Linked DNA regions of Homo sapiens: all the other regions are linked to region 1. A link is a contact called in ENCODE Hi-C or POLR2A ChIA-PET data. All regions are on one chromosome and are shown on one strand. The core of a region is the stretch at or near the end of the contact, and the rest is flanking DNA. Distances in the headings are between cores, read along the strand shown.

Region 1 (2,769 bases), core at 85-2,584:
AAAGGTTCAGGCCCAGCTCTGTCACTTCGTATTCCGTTCTTGATAATATAGGTACTCCATAAGCCCCAGCCCACAGTCATCTGGCAGAGGATGGAGTGGAGGACATAATACCCAAGATACCCAAGGGGCTGCAAGGTAAAGGGTGGGTAGCAGAGAATTCAGCCAACTCTTAAGTTGCCGCTTGCGAAACGCAGCTAGCCCATCAGGTCTCCTTCGAAGGGGGAAGGTACGCAATTCAGAATGTGAGAATGAGAAACCCGGGACGCCGGGCATACAACAGGGATGGGAGGACTGCATAGAGAAGCCAACGGGCCGGCCAGCCCGAAGGGCGGAGATCGCTGCTGGGGGCGGCGGTGCCCAGCGGGTCAGAGCCGTGGGGCTGGCGAGGACCCCAGGCCGCGTTCGCCCGACAGGCTCCCCGGCGAGGTTTCAAACCGCCGCCCCCGCGAGGCGCTCAGCCGATTGGAAGTTCCACAACGACCGTCACTACCCAGGGCCGGAGCGGCAACTCCGCAGCGGAGCTCTGCCTGCCCGCTGCGTTCCCCCAAGAGACTAGACCCCACAAACTCCTCCTCCACCGCGGTCCCAACTCGAGTCCCCCCGCCGTCTCCGAGCACTCGGAGGGCGCCCCTCTGGGACGGGACCGACGCCTCGGACCGGGCTGCGCCGCGGGAGTTCGAGGTACGCGACGGGGCCGCGCGGGGGAGGCGGGCGGAACGGGCGCCCCTCGGAGTCGGTGTCCGGACGCAACCCCGCGACCCCCTCCGCCTCGCCCCTCGGGCACGGCCCGACTGGGATCCGACCCACCCATCCCGCCAGGTCGCGGGCAGGGCGAGGACCCGAGCGAGCCTACTCCTCCCGCCCCTGCTCTTACCCATCTTTCCGCCTCGCCTTGTAGACGTGACCGTAGGTGCCGCGTCCCACTTTGCACCCTTCGTACTCAAACAAATCCTCCACCCGCTCCCGCTCCGCCGCCAGCTTCGCCTTGAAATCATAATCCATTGTCTGCTTCCCCCATAGAGGCACGGGACGCGGGGGCCGCCGCCGCTCAGTCCCTCCTCCTCCTCCCCCCGCGACCGCCGCTCCACTTCTCCAACAGCCGCCTCTCGCGCGCGCGCGCGCGCCGCCCGCCGCCCGCCGCTCCGCGGTCCGCCTTCAGCAAGGGACTCCTCGGCGGCCACAGCAGCCACCTCCTCCACCTCTTCCTCCTCCTCCTCCGCGACGGCGGCGGCGGCTCCCGCAGGCACCCCCAGTCCCGCCTCCCTCCTTCATTTCCTTGTTTTGGAACCTGGTGGGCCGCGCCGTGGCTTCCTCGAGCTCATTAGCGAACTCACTGGCCCGCCCCATGGTCGCGGAGGCTCCTGGGAAATGAAGTCGCGAAGGCCTCAGCGGCCTGGGCGGTTTTGCCGGCGTAAGAAATACAGCTCCCAGGTTACCTCGGGCCACCACAGCCTCGCCCCCACAAAGCATGCGCGCCTGCGTACCAGGGCCGCCCCTCCCCCTCAGGTAGCGCACGGCTCCCGGTTCCTGTGAAGGTAGAAAGCTCGAAGTTCCAGTGTGCTTTCTGCGGTTCTCGGGGAGACACTGGAAAGAAGTGCCTTACTCTAGTGGGAAGGGGATACTTCACTGTAACTAGCCCCACGCAGAGAGTATGGAAAGCATTAAATCAGCACCTTGCTGAAGGGTTGGCTGCAGTGACTCGGGAGGCGAGGGCTGGTGAGGACAGTTGTACCGCAGCTTGTTTCTTTTCTAGGGCAGTGGGTCCGCCTATTGCCCCGCCCCCCGTCCCGCTGCTCATTGGCGGGGGCTGGAGAATGACGTCCTCGTTGGTGCGTGGGTATCCCCAGGCTTTGGCTTCTTTCCCGCTCTTGATTGGTGATTGGATGTGCTCGGTTCTTCCTGATAGGTTGATCTTTTTTCTTTACGATGCAAAAACCGTATTTCAAAAACTGAACCTTCAGCAGTTTCCTAGAGCCTGCCTTGGCCAGAGGAGAACATGCAACTTCTGAGCCCCAGCAGCCAATCATCATTTTCTTGGCGCTGTAGTCAGCTTTCTCTTAGCATATGCGGTTCCCATAACCAGGCTTTGGCCATCTGTCTAAGGACAATTAAAAGTGCCTGGAGGAAGCCGCGTTTACGATCCTTTGGGTTGAATTGTAAAGGATTTTTTATGGTCTATGCATGATGTGAGGTTCTAGAATGTTTAAGAAAGCCCCTTTAGTTAGGGTGAACGTTGATTGATTTCATTGTGTTGGGGCTCAGGACACACTACCCCAAATTATAACTGAAGGAGTCCAGAATATGCCACCCCAAAATACGCCACTCTGGCATATTGATGTCTTTTAGCAAAATAAATTAAGATCCAGCCAACACAGGAAAATGCTTCACTTATCCCACTACTGCCTAAAATAAAGAATAACTCTTCCTTTGTAAAGAGAAATTTACATTTCTAAAGGAAATTTTCGTAATTAAAGGAATCTTACCAGAAAGAGAGCTGCTGCTAGTCAACTTGTATCATCTGAGATACTTTTATCTGCATAAAAGTCAACCTTTATTCACCTTAGACATTTTTTCCTCTTATCCTCTCTTAACTTGTCTCCACCACTCCTGGAAGCCCCAAACCCCACTTTTGTTTTGAAGAGACTGGCCTTGCTGTGTTGCCCAGGCTGGCGTCCAACTCCTGAGCTCAAGGATCCTCCTGCCTCAGACTCCTGAGTAGCTGGGATTACAGGTCCGTGCCACCATGCCGGGCCCCACTTCCTTTTTGAG
Region 2 (2,769 bases), core at 79-2,578, 3.0 Mb before region 1:
GCTTTCACTCCAGATATTCTATTTTGCTTTAAAAAAAAAAAAGTGGAGAAAAAAAGCAGCTATATCCCTCATTCTTCAAAAATGGTTCCTCTGGTTGAAAAGAAAGAAAAACAGCATATAACAAATACCCTGATTCTGAAGTGCCTGGATTACTTTCTCAAGTACTGTAGTGTCTGAGATCAGTAAAAAACCACTTTCTCAGAAAGCCACTGATTGTCTAACCCTCATGAGTACCGTCATGGAATCTAGAGACAACACGAGGAGACACCTCTCGTTCACGATCACAGATAGTGGAAAGAACTTTGACTCAAGCACCTCAACTCAGCAAAACAGCTCAGCAGCCTGCACCCTGGCCTCATCCACCGCTCCTGTCCAGCCAGCAATCAACCTGGAGAGGACCCCTCATGCTTTGGGAGGAGCACGTGGAAGCTGGTTCAAGTCACAGTGCTCCACCTGGGAAGGAGGTGATTTTGAGCTTGGGAAAACTGCCGCTAATACTCCATAGTCACCAGTTTTTTTCCCAAAAAACGAATTAAAACCAGAAACTAGCAGTAAATATTATTCTTATTTATGCCTCATAAATTAGGAAAAACCAGCACAAAGACATGTGAAATATTCTACCTGGGATATTTGAAATAAAATTAAATGGGAAAAAAAACACTTTTACATGTTCATAACATACCAATTTTAATAACCAAATTTTAGGTAAATATTTTTATCCCAAGACATAGTACAATTTTTTTAAAATTAAAAAGCAAAACAAAGCAAAATTATCGTGAAGGGAAAAAATAACTAACCGGTTACTTGAGTTCACATTTGGAAAAAAATAACTTTCTAGGTATTTAAATGCAGAGTTAAAGAGTAATGAACATGTATATAGCCCAAATTTATAAACTATATAATTCAATGTTACATTTTCCCCTCTGAGATCTGGTTAATAAATTAAATGCTGTACTTTGCATATGAGGAACTAAAGTTTACCTACTGGACTCAGTGGTTTTAGTGCAGGACACTCTTGTGCGTTGCCATAGAGGTAGGCATGCAACCCAGAAAAAACTGAAACAGGTAACCTGTCATGCTGACAGTTACAAGAGAAAGATCCCGTGTCAACGGCACGCCTCCAATTGTGCATCTCCCTTACCTACAGCTTGTTCACCAGAGCCCTGAGCAGGTTGTTTACCAGGTCGGGAGTGTTGACTCAGAAGACAGATGACTTTCAGCACATGCAAACCGAGTATTGCAAAAGCTATCTTCCACCCGTGTTAGTAGCTCACAGTTAGTCTCCAGCAGCCCTGCGCTCCAGCTGCAAACATCTCATTAGACTAATGCATTCAGCACAGGCAGAAAACTCGATTTACCATAGCTACAGCAATGAATTTCCATTACGATGACAGCTTCAACCACATCATGTCCGGAAAACCAGCCAACCACTGGCTTTTAAAGAACACACACATTTTACATGCAGAAAACGAGGCCTCTGTGTGTGTGTGTGTGTGTGTGTGTGTGTGTGTGTGTGTGTGTGTGTGTGTGTGTTTTGTGTTTCCTTCCTCTTAGCAGCCTAAGAGAAATGTGCAGTGTAGCTTTTTGTCGACATGAGCTGCAAGGTAATGACACTTCTGCTTCTTTGGTAGTTACATCCTTGTAATAACCTGAATTATGTCACAATGGTTAGAATGGGTGTTTCCAACATTTCAGTTTTCATTACCCCTCCTCTGTTGCCATAGAAACCAGACTGTAACATCGTCTCTTTGTCCCAATCCTGCAGCAGTGTGGGCCAACACCAGGCTTATAAGACACTGGTGATCTGACAGAGTGAATGTTTGACTTTGGACAAATAAAACAAAAAGAAATATTACAATAGCATCATTGTTCAGGAGACCCTGTGTGATTCCCAGAGCAGTGTGCCTATCCAGGTGTGTGCACACACCATGGTTGTACATATTAAATCAGCGGCTGCCCACAACATATGTGTACAGTTCATTAAAGCCGGCCCTGACTTTGGCTCCAGGCCTGTATGTGTGTGTGTGTAAGCATCTCTACCCACCTCAACGTGGTGGGACCTGCACAGGATAGAAACAGGGCAAGAGTGACTATTCATTCCCATGCCCCATTGCATTTTCTGCAGCAAATCAATATATATCGGCGAAGGGATCTTTTCTTTTCCTTTCTTTTTGTAAAGTGGAGCAGGGCTCCCCATTGCCCATTTCATCCACTCTGGGATATTGGCATATTCACAGGTATTTCCTACAAGATGAAACATCCATTCTACAAACATGTGGCTTACTCCTAGGGATGAGCAGCAAACAAATTTAGCCGGGACTAAATATCAACCAGGGCTAACGAAGGCTTAGGCCACAACCTGGCCAGTTACTGAGAGTGAAAAAAACTGCAATGGACAACTTGAGGTTTCTCTAAATATATGTGTAGAGTCACATTAGAAGTACATAAGAAATCTCTCCTCTGAAATTTATTATGAAAATATAAAAAATTGTTTTAAGTCAAAGCCTTGTAATTAATTGAGCAAGAAGAAATTCACTACTTTAGTTCATTTAATCATCAAATTTTGTTGTTTTGTATGGGAAAAGGCAGGTTTGGTAGTTTGCATTTTCATTTCATATAAGTTGATTTCACTAAAGAAGGAGGAAGAGGAGAAGAAAAGAAAATAAGATGGATGGGCCAGGTGCAGTGGCTCATGCCTGTAATCCCAGCACTTTGGGAGGCCAAGGCGGGTGGATCACGAGGTCAGGAGATCGAGACCATCCTGTGAAT
Region 3 (2,769 bases), core at 124-2,623, 2.9 Mb before region 1:
ATATAACCTGGACAACCTAGACCTCCAGCACACCCAATTGAAGAGAAGATATTTAAGCAAGTTAGCACAGCTCTTGTGCAATAGAAAGCTTTCCCTAAGTTGTTAATACTCAAAACCCACTCCTTACTGTTAACACTACCATAAATAACCCATTAGGCCCTCGCAGTTACATCAGCTTTAAGAATACCATCTGCCATATGTCCTAGTAGAGTGCAACAAATGGATGCAAACATTACCCAAACATCAAGTGAAATATGAAAAGAATCTGTTATTCTGTGCTTTAATTCGATGTTGTTTAATGTGAAAAGACTTAGAACCAAAAGTAAATCGACCCACTACCTCAAAATTCCCTACAAGATTAATTAAACGAGACTTAATCCTTCATACTTGCACTTTTTCCGTCACAAACAGGAAACTCCGAAGAAAAGGAAATAGAAAAAAGCCTATTTTTGCTAAGAGGAATAACGGCATTGCTTCCAACCCCCACAGTGAGTGAACAAATGAAAAAGCAACGGGAGGAAGTGACGGGGGTAGGCGGTGGAAAGCTCAATTGGAGTCCTAAGCATGCCACCCGGCTCAGAGATGCCCTAAAACATCTGTTAAGAGCAGCTGCAACAGGGAAACCGGAGTCGGGGGATGAGGGCCGCGAACTGGACGGACTGAGAGTTGTGCCCGCACGTTCAGTCTCTTCTTGGCCAACTCTTTGCTCACCTCCCAAGTCCCCATCCCGCTTCCTCCATAAAGAAAAATCCCCAATAAAAGCAAAGGCAGAGAAGACAAAGAGGCAGGAGGAGGCTGCAAGGAGCGTCCACAACAATGGAGAAGATGGAGCGAGCGAAACTCCTGAGGACAATGAAGGGAGGTGGAGAAGCGCCGAGGGAAACGCTGCTGACCCGGGCCCCGCCAGTGGCGGACGCTGGACACAGGCCGGGCCGCACCGTCCCTGTCATCCCGGACGCCGCGGGCTGGGGCCGGGCAAGCGGGCGCCGCAGGGCCTGGGGGCGCTGGCGGGGCCTGCGCGGGTTCGCGGGCAAAGGCCGGCGGGACTCACCGGCATTCTGATCTCGGGGCCAGAGGTAGTATGTCGCCGGGATCACGATGAGCCCCACGAAGGAGGTGAGGAAGTAGAAGAAGGTGTTCCCACTGTCATCGTACTGGAACTGCTGCCCGGCCATGGCACCCCCTCCTCCGCCTCGCTCTTCTCACCGCCGCCGCCACGACCACGCTCTGCACTCCCGCTCCCAACGCCCCGGCCCGAGTGGCGTAGCTTGGACACTGCCGCCGCCGCCTCTCCTCCCCGCCCCCACGCCACTCTCACGGACACGCCGCCGCCACCTCTGCCGCTGCCGCCGCCGTCGCCAGCTCTCGCGAGAGGAGATAGTTCCCGCCCCGCTCAGTTTTCCCTCCCCCTGCGTGTCCCCAGCGAGCTCGCTAAGGGAGACGTGGCGAGCGCAACGGTGGAACTCGGCGAGGTCTCGCCCTTAGCCCCGCCCTAACGTCAAAGCCCTCCCCCAACCCCTCCCCTAGGGTCCCGCCCCTAACCGCTCCGCCTTCCTCCACCGCTCAGTTTCCCAGCGCACCACGCCGGATTCCGGGCGTCGGCGTACAGGATCCCAGAGAAGGCTTCCCGCCGGAGCAGCGGTCGCGGGCGGTTCACCTGGCTGCGCAGGGGTCCCAGATATTCAGAGAAGAGCTGAGGCTCAGCCTGTCCTGCCCTCTGGATTAATTGCCCTGGTTGATCACGTTTCCTTGGGTTCTGGATCTGCTCCTCCAGCCCCCATATTTTGGAAACAAGTGTCATTTAGAATAGGGGGTGGGAGGCCGGGCACAGTGGCTCACGCCTGTAATCCCAGCACTTTGAGAGGCCGAGGCGGACGGATCATGAGATCAGGAGTTCGAGACCAGCCTGACCAACATGGTGAAACCCACTCTCTACTAAAAATACAAAAATTAGCCGGACGTGGTGGCGCGCGCCTCCATCTCAAAAAAAAAAAAAATTGGGGGATGGGGAGGTGTGGGTTGCGGGAGGTGTGGGTTGCAGTTGTGTTTTCAAAGCAATGTTTACTATCTGGCCGGGCGCAGTGGCTCATGCCTGTAATCCCAGTACTTTGGGAGACCGGGTGGATCATGAGGTCAGGAGTTCCAGACCAGCCTAACCAACATGGTGAAACCGCGTCTCTACTAAAAATACAAAAACTAGCCGGCTGTGGTGGCACGCGCCTGTAATCCCAGCTACTCAGGAGGCTGAGGCAGGAGAATCGCTTGAACCCGGGAGGCGGAGGTTGCAGTGAGACCGGATCGCTCTCCACTGGGCGACAGATTTGAATCTACGCTGTGCCCATCTTGCAGATGAAGATTTCCCCAAGCCGTTACAGATGGTTCCCTACCCATTCCAGAGCTGCTAATTATAACCACCAGCTTCAGGCGGTAGGCTGAGACCTTTATTGTTTTGTGTCATTTAGTCATCAGTAAACCCCATGGAATAAAGCAAAGTATGTCTGCTCTACAAATGAGAAAATTGAGGCCCAGAGAGACTGCCCAAGGTCCCTCACAGTAAAAGAATGTCTGAGGATTCAAACCCATATCATTTTGATGCCACAAAGCCAGTGTGCCCTTGACCCTCCATCGCCCAGGACCTTAAAATTTCCTGACAGTGACTGGCATTCTCCCTGCGGGTTGTGAACAGGAAACTGCATTTCAGGGATGGACGGTGGCGGGAGCAGTCGCTCTCGGGAGCCTCTCCTTCCCCTGGCTGTGGGACCCTAGAGG
Region 4 (2,769 bases), core at 120-2,619, 2.7 Mb before region 1:
AATCTTTTCCTAGTCTAAACTTTATAAAGTACTTAGGAGCAGGAATTGTCTGTTTTTCTTTTTAAAATTAAGTGCCTCACAGCAGCTACCACACACCTAGAGAACCCTTAAGGTATGAAGAATGAAGAGCAGTCTTACAATTTCTTAAAAATTTACCTCCCATTTACTTAGAGGTATTACTATGTGTTGTTTTCTAAAACCTCCTTTTATCCCCATTTTACAGATTAGTAAACAGGCACAGAGAATGTAAGTAACTTGCCCATAGTATACCGCTAATAAGCAGAGTGGAACTGGAGTCCTGGCCGCTAGCTAGCTCCAGACTGTTCACATCACTAAGATGAAGTCACAGGCAATATCTCTTTTAATTCTTCCAACAGCCGCATTAGGCAGATGTTCTTTCCACTTTATAGAGGAGGAAACTAAGGTTCTGAGAAGATAATTAATCCAAGGTTACATAGTTAGAAGTTGGTGGACATGAACATTTCTGGCTACAAAGCTCAAATTTCTAACCACTACCAGTGTCTCCACCCCACTTGTTTCAGAAAAGGATCCTTCCTGGCAACTCCAGGTGAAGATGAGAAGAAGCCGTGGTGGAGTGGGTGGAGGAAGAGCAAGAGGGTTGGGGAATCAGGACCCCCAAGAAAACCAATCACACCTATATGAACCAAAGATGTCCAACAGCATTCTTGGAAGCAAAAACCCAAATCCCAAGCCCCATAATGCCACCCCCTTTTTCTGATGACCCAACTCTACAGACTCAGTCCAACCCCTTTTTCTTACTGTTGGGGAAACTGAGGCCCCCAGCGCTGACCATCATTACACCCTCCTCCTTTCCCAACTCTCCTGAGCCACAGTCCCGGACGTGGTCCTGTACCCACCCCCGCGGCTCGGCTGATGTTGTCCATCTTGCTGACGACCTGTTGGAAGAGGGGGTAGCAGGTCTGACAGAGGCGCACGGGCCGGGCGCTGCGCACCAGACACCCTGTCAGCTCTGCGCTGCTGTTGGCGAAGTCCAGCAGGAGCTCCCGGCACTCAGGATCCAGATCCGGCAGGTCCGGGGGCAGCGACAGAGGCCCCAGCCCTCCACCCTGCAGGAGGGACAGGGACAAGTCCTCCACCTCCAGCAACTGCTGCTCCGACAGGAGGTCGTGGAAGACCCTGTGCGGACTGCTGCCGAAGGGGAGCGCGCCCAGGGCCAGCCCCGACCACAGCAGCAGCCCCAGCGGCAGCCACGGCGGCAACGAACACCTCCGCTGCGCGGCTGTCGGGCCCGGCTCCATCACCGGGCTCACACACCCCAGGGAGCCCACCGCCGCCTCTCCGCCCCCAGCCGGCACCGCGGACAGCCGCCGCTTCCGGTTTCCGCGAGCGCAGGCCGAGAGCCGGGTCACGAGGAGGGCGCGTCACGGCCCCGCCCCCTGCGCGCGGCGCCCCGCCCCATTGGCTGCCGGCTGCCTCCGGGCCGCAGGCCTTCGCGCGTGCGGGAGGGCGCCTACCCTGCGGCCGCGCGCTCTCCAGCCGGCGTTAGGCGCGGGGCGGGGCGGAGTGGTGCATTGGGGTATCCGTAGCCGAGGCTCGCCAGCCGGTGACCACGAGCACCCACCGCTTTGGACAATTGCATCTCGGGGGTCCTGACCCTTGAACGCCCAACCCTCTGGGAGTTCCGGGCGTCCTACAAGTTTCTTACCTCGCTGGACCGACGACGGCCTCCGCTGTGGAAATGGCCGTCGGCTGCGTTCGCAGAGAAACCCCGCTGGCCTGTGCCTCGGCAGATTTTCTGCATGGTGTTCCTTAGCGTAGTTTTTTCCTCATCCCATTTGGAGAGAGTAATAATGCCCGTTGGTTATTATAGGTGGTGGAGACTAGCGGTTTCCAAGCTTTTTGTTTTTGTTTTTAAAAAAACTCTCAACTGTCTGCCTCAGCGTTGTCAGAACTCTGTGAGATGAGGGAAATATTCTACATCTGCGTTATTAAGGCAGCCACTGGCCACATGTGTGGTGTTGAGCCGGCTGAGGAACTGAATTTTTAATTTAATTTAGGGCCGGCGCGGTGGCTCACGCCTGTAATCCCAGCACTTTGGGAGGCCGAGGCAGGCAGATCGCTTGAAGCCAGGAGTTGGAGACCAGCCTCGCCAACATGGCGAAACCCCGTATCTACTAAAAATACAAAAATTAGCCGCTGGGCGTGGTGGCGCAAGCCTGTAGTCCTAGGTTGAGCGGGGAGGATGGCTTGAGCCAGGAGGTCGAGGCTGCAGTGAGCCGAGATCGCGCCACTGTACCCCAGCCTGCACGACAAAGTGAGACTCCATCTCAAAAGTAAAAAGTATTTAACTTAAATGTAAGTAGCCACATCTGTGTAGTGGCAACTGTACTTGACGTAAGTCTGGTCCTACAGTGGCCAACAAGCAGGTTTGCTTGGAACTGAAGGGGTACCAGGGACGCAGCGCGTTCAGTGCTAAAGCCCAGGAAATCCTGGACAAACTGCTCAACTTGAAACTCCTATCCAGTTTCTGACATGCCCGAGGCAATAGCAGGGGACACTCTAAAAAGCGTCCTGATACCGTTGCCAGTCTGTAAAAAGAATTTAAGCTCATAACCTGGAAAACAGTTTTCTGACAAGTATCTGACCAACCAGGTTGGTAGAAAATTATTTCCGGGCTTTGTGTCATCCTGCTTTTCAGGGTTGTAATTTTTGCCTTGTAAATTGCAGAGCTGTTGCACTAAAGTCTACTTAGCTTAGGGTCCTAATTTATGTTTCTGAGGGTTCTTC
Region 5 (2,769 bases), core at 104-2,603, 2.6 Mb before region 1:
ATATACTACTGAGCTGTATGTACACTTAAAAATGGTTAGGATGGTAAATTTGATTTTTGTGTTTTTCACGACACAAAGTGTGTAAGTTAATGAGAATTTTTTCACTTAAATGTTAATAGTAGCTTGTCATATAAATTTTGATTAAAGGAAAAATCGCTTTACACTTAACTTTTAATAATTTGCTGTCATCTTTAAATTAATGTAATTAATTTTTAAAGATGCTTCCATACATGGGCAAATTCTTTAATCCTGAATTATAGAGTGAAAGTGAAGCACTATTTTCAATTAACATCTTTCAAATCATCTAAATTATTGCCAACAAATACTAGTTATGAAATTAGGTATATTTTATTTCTGTTGATTTCTTTATTCAATTAAGTGCAAATCTCGAATTAAGAGAGCAAGATCCCTAGTCTTTTCTTAAAGCAACTGTAGTTCTGGATTATGAGGTAGGTGACACCACACCTCAGCCTTTGGCAGGGCGGTGGCCCAAAATGCTGAAGTCAACCATGTCCAATCACCCTTCTGGTCTGGCTCAGCCCTATCAAAAATTGTCAGGCTTCTGTGAACTTTCATTAAGTCCCGTTCAGAAGACTGCACAACCCAGGTTACTTTAGCAGCTCGGGAAGGGCCTGGAGCAGCCGGGTTGGCTTGCTACCTCTGGGAAGTCTCCAGGAAGAGAAAACTGGGAAAAGGCTTTAACTTTGCGCAAGCCCCTTTTCTCTGTCAACATCTCTTTCCCTTCCCAGCGAAGGGATGTGTTCTCGAAAGATCTACCCCTTTCCAACTCAAATGTCATTCCCTGATCAGCTGCTGGAGGGGCAAGCGGCGCTCAACCCACGCCCTCCTCTTCGAGCACCTTCTCCAAGTGCCAGCGCGCCGGGCTCGCTCTGCAGCCCCCCACACCAGCCCTACAGGAAGAGGGGCCCTGGCTCACGACCCCGGCCCGCCTCTGCAAGGGGGCTCCCGGCCTGGGAGGCTGTGGCTGCCCGCGGGGGTCCACTCCCGGGTCGAGTGGGGGTGACCAGAGCCAGCGGGAGGGGTTTCTTGGGAGAGGGGAGAGACGGCCTCACCTTGACCCTGATTTCGTAAGTGGTGAAGCGGCCCCGGCCGACCCCCACCGTTTGCGGGTTGCTCACATCGATCTCGAGGAAGTTGCTGGGGGGTCCGTAGGCGTCATTCAGGTTCTGCGGCTTGGTGATCAGCCGCCGGGTGTCAGCCACGGTCTCCGCCATTTCGCTGTAGCTGCTGCCGCCGCCGCGGGCTCCCTCCGCCCCCTCCGCGTTCAGCCGCCGCCGCCGCCGCTGCTGCCCGCCGTGGGGACACGGGGCTCGCGCGCAGCGGTCGCGAAGAGAACGAGCACGTAGAGCGGGCGTTCACCCCGCACGCGAAGCTCCTCCCCGCGCCCCTCAAGCTTCCGCCTCCGAGCCCAGGGGAGAAACGGCTCACTAGCTGGAACGCCACGCCCGGCTCCCGGGAGGCCCGGCCGAGGCTGGGGAGGGGCACTGCGGACTGGGGTGTGAGGAGAAGCGGTGTCATGGGACTCGGGGTCGCAAACAGGTTCCGGCCGGACTACAGCGCCCACAATGCACCGCGAGCGCGCCGCCGCGGGGCTGCGGCCGAGGAGGCGAGGACCCAGACGCCCAGAGCTGGCGCTTCCTGTCTCTCTGCGCCAGCCTCGGCCTGCGGCGGGGTAGAGCGCCGGAAACGGCTTTAGCGGCTTTGGGAATTGCGGGCGAAAGTTAAACGGAGAGATCTTAGAGATTTGCCCGCAAATCGAAACAAAACTGCCCCTACTAACTCTGTGCCAACCTGTGCACCGTCTCACTGTGAACCCCTGAAAATGCCTTTCTGGAGAAGGTTAAGCAAATGCCTGAGATGATTTTGCCATAAACCCGAGCGTTGCACCAGACACGCGTCTGGATTGATAGGTTGAAACCAGTAAAGTGGGGGAGTGAAATAAAAACTAAAGCCCTAGTTAAATCCTAGCATTATGGTCAAATCGATTTTGGAGACAGGTCGGTCCGCTAAAACAAAGTAACAGTAGACCGGCTGCAAGCTGCTTTGGGTGTCCACTTTCGTTTCTCACGAAGTCCTGATAAGTTTTTTTTTTTTTTGAAAAGTATTAAACGTACCTCTACAGGACTGGAAATGCAACTCACATGAGCCTTTTTAAGAAACGGGGAGGAAGGCCGGGCACGGTGGCTTATGCCTGTAATCCCAGCACTTTGGGAGGCCGAGGCGGGCGGATCACGAGGTCAGGAGTTCGATACTAGCCTTGCCCACATGGTGAAACCCCATCTCTACTTAAAAATGCAAAATTAGCTGGGCGTGGTGGTGCGCGCCTGTAATCCCAGCTACTCTGGAGGCTGAGGCAGGAGAATCGCTTGAACCCGGGAGGCAGAGGTTGCAGTGAGCTGAGATCTGCCATTGCACTCCAGCCTGGGTAATAGAGTGAGACTTTGTCTCAAAAAAAAGAAAGAAAGAAACGGGGAGAAAACCCAATTAATTAGGTCCTAGTTCATCTCTTATGGTCCAATGGGAAATGCAGATTTTAAATGTTGAGATACGATACATTTCTATCTCTGCCCAGAGAGTTATCCCTCACAACTATTTCTGCATTTTTTAATATGTCAAGTTTAACACTATAATTACTTTAAATAACCTGATCTTCCCCGCCCCCCTTTTCTTTAGATTTTAAATTATTAGTAATTATTTGTGGAGACGGGATCTCACTGTGATTCCCAGGCTGGTCTCCAACTCCCAGCA
Region 6 (2,769 bases), core at 86-2,585, 2.5 Mb before region 1:
CCCTCTCCCGGATTCAAGCGATTCTCCCTGCCTCCGCCTCCCAAGTAGCTGGGATTATAGGCACCTGCCATCATGCCGGCTAATTTTTGTATTTTAGTAGAGACAGGGTTTCACCATGTTGGCTAGGCTGGTCTTGAACTCCTGACCTCAGGTGATACGCCTGCCTCAGCCTCCTAAAGTGCTAGGATTACAGGCGTGAGCCACCGCGCCGGGCCTTCTCTTTTTTTTTTTTTTTTTGTTTTTTTTTTGTTTTTTTGAGACAGGGACTCACTCTGTCTCCCAGGCAGGAGTGCAGTGGCACAATCCCAGCTCACTACAGCCTCCACCTCCTGGACGCAACCCCCACCTCGGCCTCCCTAGTAACTAGGACTACAGGGCACAGGCCACCATGCCCAGTTTTGTATTTTTTGCAGAGACAGGATCTCGCTATGTTGCCCAGACTGGTCTCAAACTCCCGGGCTCAAGCGATTCTCCTGCCTGGGCCTCCCAGGCATGAGCCACCTAGCCCGGCCTGTATTATCTTTTCTGGAATTCATCTCGCTTACTGGATTGCCAGCCTCTTCTGGACAGCAATTTGTACTCCTAATTCGCTTATTATAGTATGTCAAAGCATTTATTGTTTAATCAAATTAGGGCAGATCAATGAGAAGTTACCCTTCGGATACACTGTCCCATGACTTCTCCGTCCACCGACAGTCCTTCTTAGGCCCTTGGCTTTCCCATGCCACTTATACAATCTTTCAAAACATTTGAGTGCGTACCATTTATATTATTCAAATACGAAAAGGGAAAGCGGTAGGCGCACATTTCAGGTACTCGTCAAAGATGAGTTGGACGCTGGAGATAAAATAAAAAATGGGCCTACCATTTAGGGAGGTGTGACGAAGTGACACCACTCTTCCGTTAAAACCCGAGGGCCCATTGGGTCACCTCCATTTTATTCAGGTTTCGGAATCTCGGTCATGTGAGCTAACTTAAAAGGCTCAAGAGTGGTTACCTGCCTACCCGTCATAATCACTTCCCAATTCCTTGAAAACTTCGGGTTCCTCGGCCGGCCGCCAGCGCCGGGCGGAGAATCGCCCTCCCTCCCACTGCCCAGACTGGAGCTGCCTGTTCCGTTCCACCCCGCCCCACCCCACTGCATGCTGGGAGTCGTAGTCCCGGCTGGCAGCGTCCGGAAGGACGGGAGGGCACGGGAGTGCAGCCCGCCCATGTGGCTACTGGAGGTCACGTTCCCTAACTGATCCCTTGGTTCTCTCGGGTGGAGCCTTCAGCGTGCACGGCGGGGTTTGACTTTGCCACCGTCTCTCTTCTGGGTTCCAATAAAGTTTTCCTCTTCCTCTCCTCGTACGGAGTTCAAGATGGCGGCCTCCTGGTCGCTCTTGGTTACCCTGCGCCCCTTAGCACAGAGCCCGCTGAGAGGGAGATGTGTTGGGTGCGGGGCCTGGGCCGCCGCTCTCGCTCCTCTGGCCACCGCCCCTGGGAAGCCCTTTTGGAAAGGTCAGTGACTGTGCCATGAGTAGTCCGAGCCGACTGCATATGACTGGAGAAGCCTCTGGGATTACCCTCCCTGTCCGATCTACCCCAGGTGTCTCCTGCTTTCACGAAGCTGAGGGCTCCTCGAGAGGAGTTTCCATTTCTCTTGACCTTTTATACTGTCTGTGAATGAGCCCTGAGCACTGAGGGAAATGACCCTGAGTGACTTTCATTTTGAGGGTCAGAGGTTGACTCAGAGTTTGTTCCTTCCGGGACGTTTAGAGAGCTGAACCTAGTGGGAGTGCCTGGCTTGAAGAGATGCAGGTGTGGGGTTGGGGCCTGGGGACCCCTACCCTCTGCGTTTTCCAAGCTCTCGGGGCTGGTGACTGACGGGCACTGGAGGAAGAGCCGCGCCTGGGACCTCTGCAGGCCCTGATGTCTCTCGTGATTCTAGGAAGGAAGGTCCACACACATTCTCAGATTGAGGGATCGATTCTTGGTGTTCTTTTCAAGTCACTAGGGGCTTCAGTGGAATTATTTTGTCACCGGGCTTTCTTTCTCCCTGGCTTCCTTCATTCAGTTATATGTTCATGAATGAATGAATGAATGTATATTCTGAGTAACCAAGAGTGCCAGTTTTACTGCTCTATTCATGTATTCGCACTAAACTGCACGATTTTCAAAGGCAAGGACATTGTGTCATTGTTTCCTAAGCACTTAGCGCAATGATTGGTACTTGACGTGCAAATATGATTTTTGAGTGAATGAATGAATGAAATTATTCTCCTTGTCTCCCTCATCCACATACTCGTTTTCCTTTTTCTCAAATCCAAGCAACCCCTGTAATATACCTTAATAGATTGATAGACCTTAATAAGGTATATACCTTAATAGATTATTTATTAATTTAGCTAAAAATATGACAATCTTTGACCCTTATCATCAATGCAGTTGAAATTAATACTAGAACTTTGATTAGGTCACCTTACGTCTTTCTGCAAAGATTAGCATAATGCATTTAGTATAATGGAATAGGCTCCACACACTGCCTGGGGGTAGCCCTGATCTGCTGGAGTAGTCGTTAAAAGTAAATAAATAAATAAAGATATAATGGAATATTCTGGTAGTGTAAGCTGTGGATTATAATATAAATTTTATTTTTCATTTTTGGTAGTCAATAAAAGCAAATGCTATAAATTTCAACAGGTGCAAGAAAGAATATGGCAAAATGTAAGGCTTTTTTCTATCCCTATCCCTTAGCTGCTTAGTTTTTCTCCTCAGAGGCAATCTGTG

Evidence for each region. A loop is a pair of places that touch in the nucleus more often than their neighbours do. ChIA-PET counts read pairs that join two places held with the same protein, here RNA polymerase II (POLR2A). Pooled maps may share reads with other maps.
Region 2: a map of CD8-positive, alpha-beta T cell shows a loop between it and region 1 (6-fold over the local background). The contact joins the promoter of SCML4 here to the promoter of CDK19 in region 1. A Hi-C loop is called at or near these places in 2 of 168 maps with a recorded cell type or tissue (CD8-positive, alpha-beta T cell and naive thymus-derived CD4-positive, alpha-beta T cell) and 9 of 50 pooled maps. POLR2A ChIA-PET finds 5 or more read pairs at or near these places in 1 of 52 experiments (activated CD4-positive, alpha-beta T cell).
Region 3: a map of CD4-positive, alpha-beta memory T cell shows a loop between it and region 1 (11-fold over the local background). The contact joins the promoter of SEC63 here to the promoter of CDK19 in region 1. A Hi-C loop is called at or near these places in 1 of 168 maps with a recorded cell type or tissue (CD4-positive, alpha-beta memory T cell), 1 of 37 single-sample maps with no recorded cell type and 13 of 50 pooled maps. POLR2A ChIA-PET finds 5 or more read pairs at or near these places in 3 of 52 experiments (CD4-positive, alpha-beta T cell, T-cell and activated T-cell).
Region 4: a loop to region 1 is called in a map of B cell, with 8 times the contacts of the local background. The contact joins the promoter of OSTM1 here to the promoter of CDK19 in region 1. A Hi-C loop is called at or near these places in 3 of 168 maps with a recorded cell type or tissue (B cell, CD4-positive, alpha-beta memory T cell and naive thymus-derived CD4-positive, alpha-beta T cell) and 9 of 50 pooled maps.
Region 5: a map of B cell shows a loop between it and region 1 (36-fold over the local background). The contact joins the promoter of SNX3 here to the promoter of CDK19 in region 1. A Hi-C loop is called at or near these places in 3 of 168 maps with a recorded cell type or tissue (B cell, CD8-positive, alpha-beta T cell and ascending aorta) and 12 of 50 pooled maps. POLR2A ChIA-PET finds 5 or more read pairs at or near these places in 3 of 52 experiments (CD4-positive, alpha-beta T cell, CD8-positive, alpha-beta memory T cell and HEK293).
Region 6: a loop to region 1 is called in a map of naive thymus-derived CD4-positive, alpha-beta T cell, with 8 times the contacts of the local background. The contact joins the promoter of AFG1L here to the promoter of CDK19 in region 1. A Hi-C loop is called at or near these places in 1 of 168 maps with a recorded cell type or tissue (naive thymus-derived CD4-positive, alpha-beta T cell) and 7 of 50 pooled maps. POLR2A ChIA-PET finds 5 or more read pairs at or near these places in 1 of 52 experiments (CD4-positive, alpha-beta memory T cell).

The regions. Positions count from the first base shown.
Region 1 is chr6:110,814,135-110,816,903 of GRCh38, forward strand. It overlaps CDK19 (cyclin dependent kinase 19), which reads right to left and starts at 1,335. Exons shown (of 13, transcript NM_015076.5): 1 at 875-1,335. The coding sequence starts at 1,002. It also overlaps a transcript of AMD1 not described here. RefSeq lists enhancers at 86-195, 430-982, 1,556-1,635 and a silencer at 606-915.
Region 2 is chr6:107,822,985-107,825,753 of GRCh38, forward strand. SCML4 (Scm polycomb group protein like 4) reads right to left here and starts at 1,329. Exons shown (of 8, transcript NM_198081.5): 1 at 1,142-1,329.
Region 3 is chr6:107,956,835-107,959,603 of GRCh38, forward strand. SEC63 (SEC63 protein translocation regulator) reads right to left here and starts at 1,374. Exons shown (of 21, transcript NM_007214.5): 1 at 1,052-1,374. The coding sequence starts at 1,175. RefSeq lists enhancers at 813-1,414, 2,017-2,617 and a silencer at 1,037-1,576.
Region 4 is chr6:108,073,372-108,076,140 of GRCh38, forward strand. It overlaps OSTM1 (osteoclastogenesis associated transmembrane protein 1), which reads right to left and starts at 1,370. Exons shown (of 6, transcript NM_014028.4): 1 at 879-1,370. The coding sequence starts at 1,280. RefSeq lists a silencer at 1,141-1,580.
Region 5 is chr6:108,259,687-108,262,455 of GRCh38, forward strand. It overlaps SNX3 (sorting nexin 3), which reads right to left and starts at 1,354. Exons shown (of 4, transcript NM_003795.6): 1 at 1,074-1,354. The coding sequence starts at 1,235. RefSeq lists silencers at 932-1,041, 1,152-1,411 and an enhancer at 1,539-2,374.
Region 6 is chr6:108,293,719-108,296,487 of GRCh38, forward strand. AFG1L (AFG1 like ATPase) reads left to right here and starts at 1,336. Exons shown (of 13, transcript NM_145315.5): 1 at 1,336-1,500. The coding sequence starts at 1,362. RefSeq lists an enhancer at 1,188-1,677.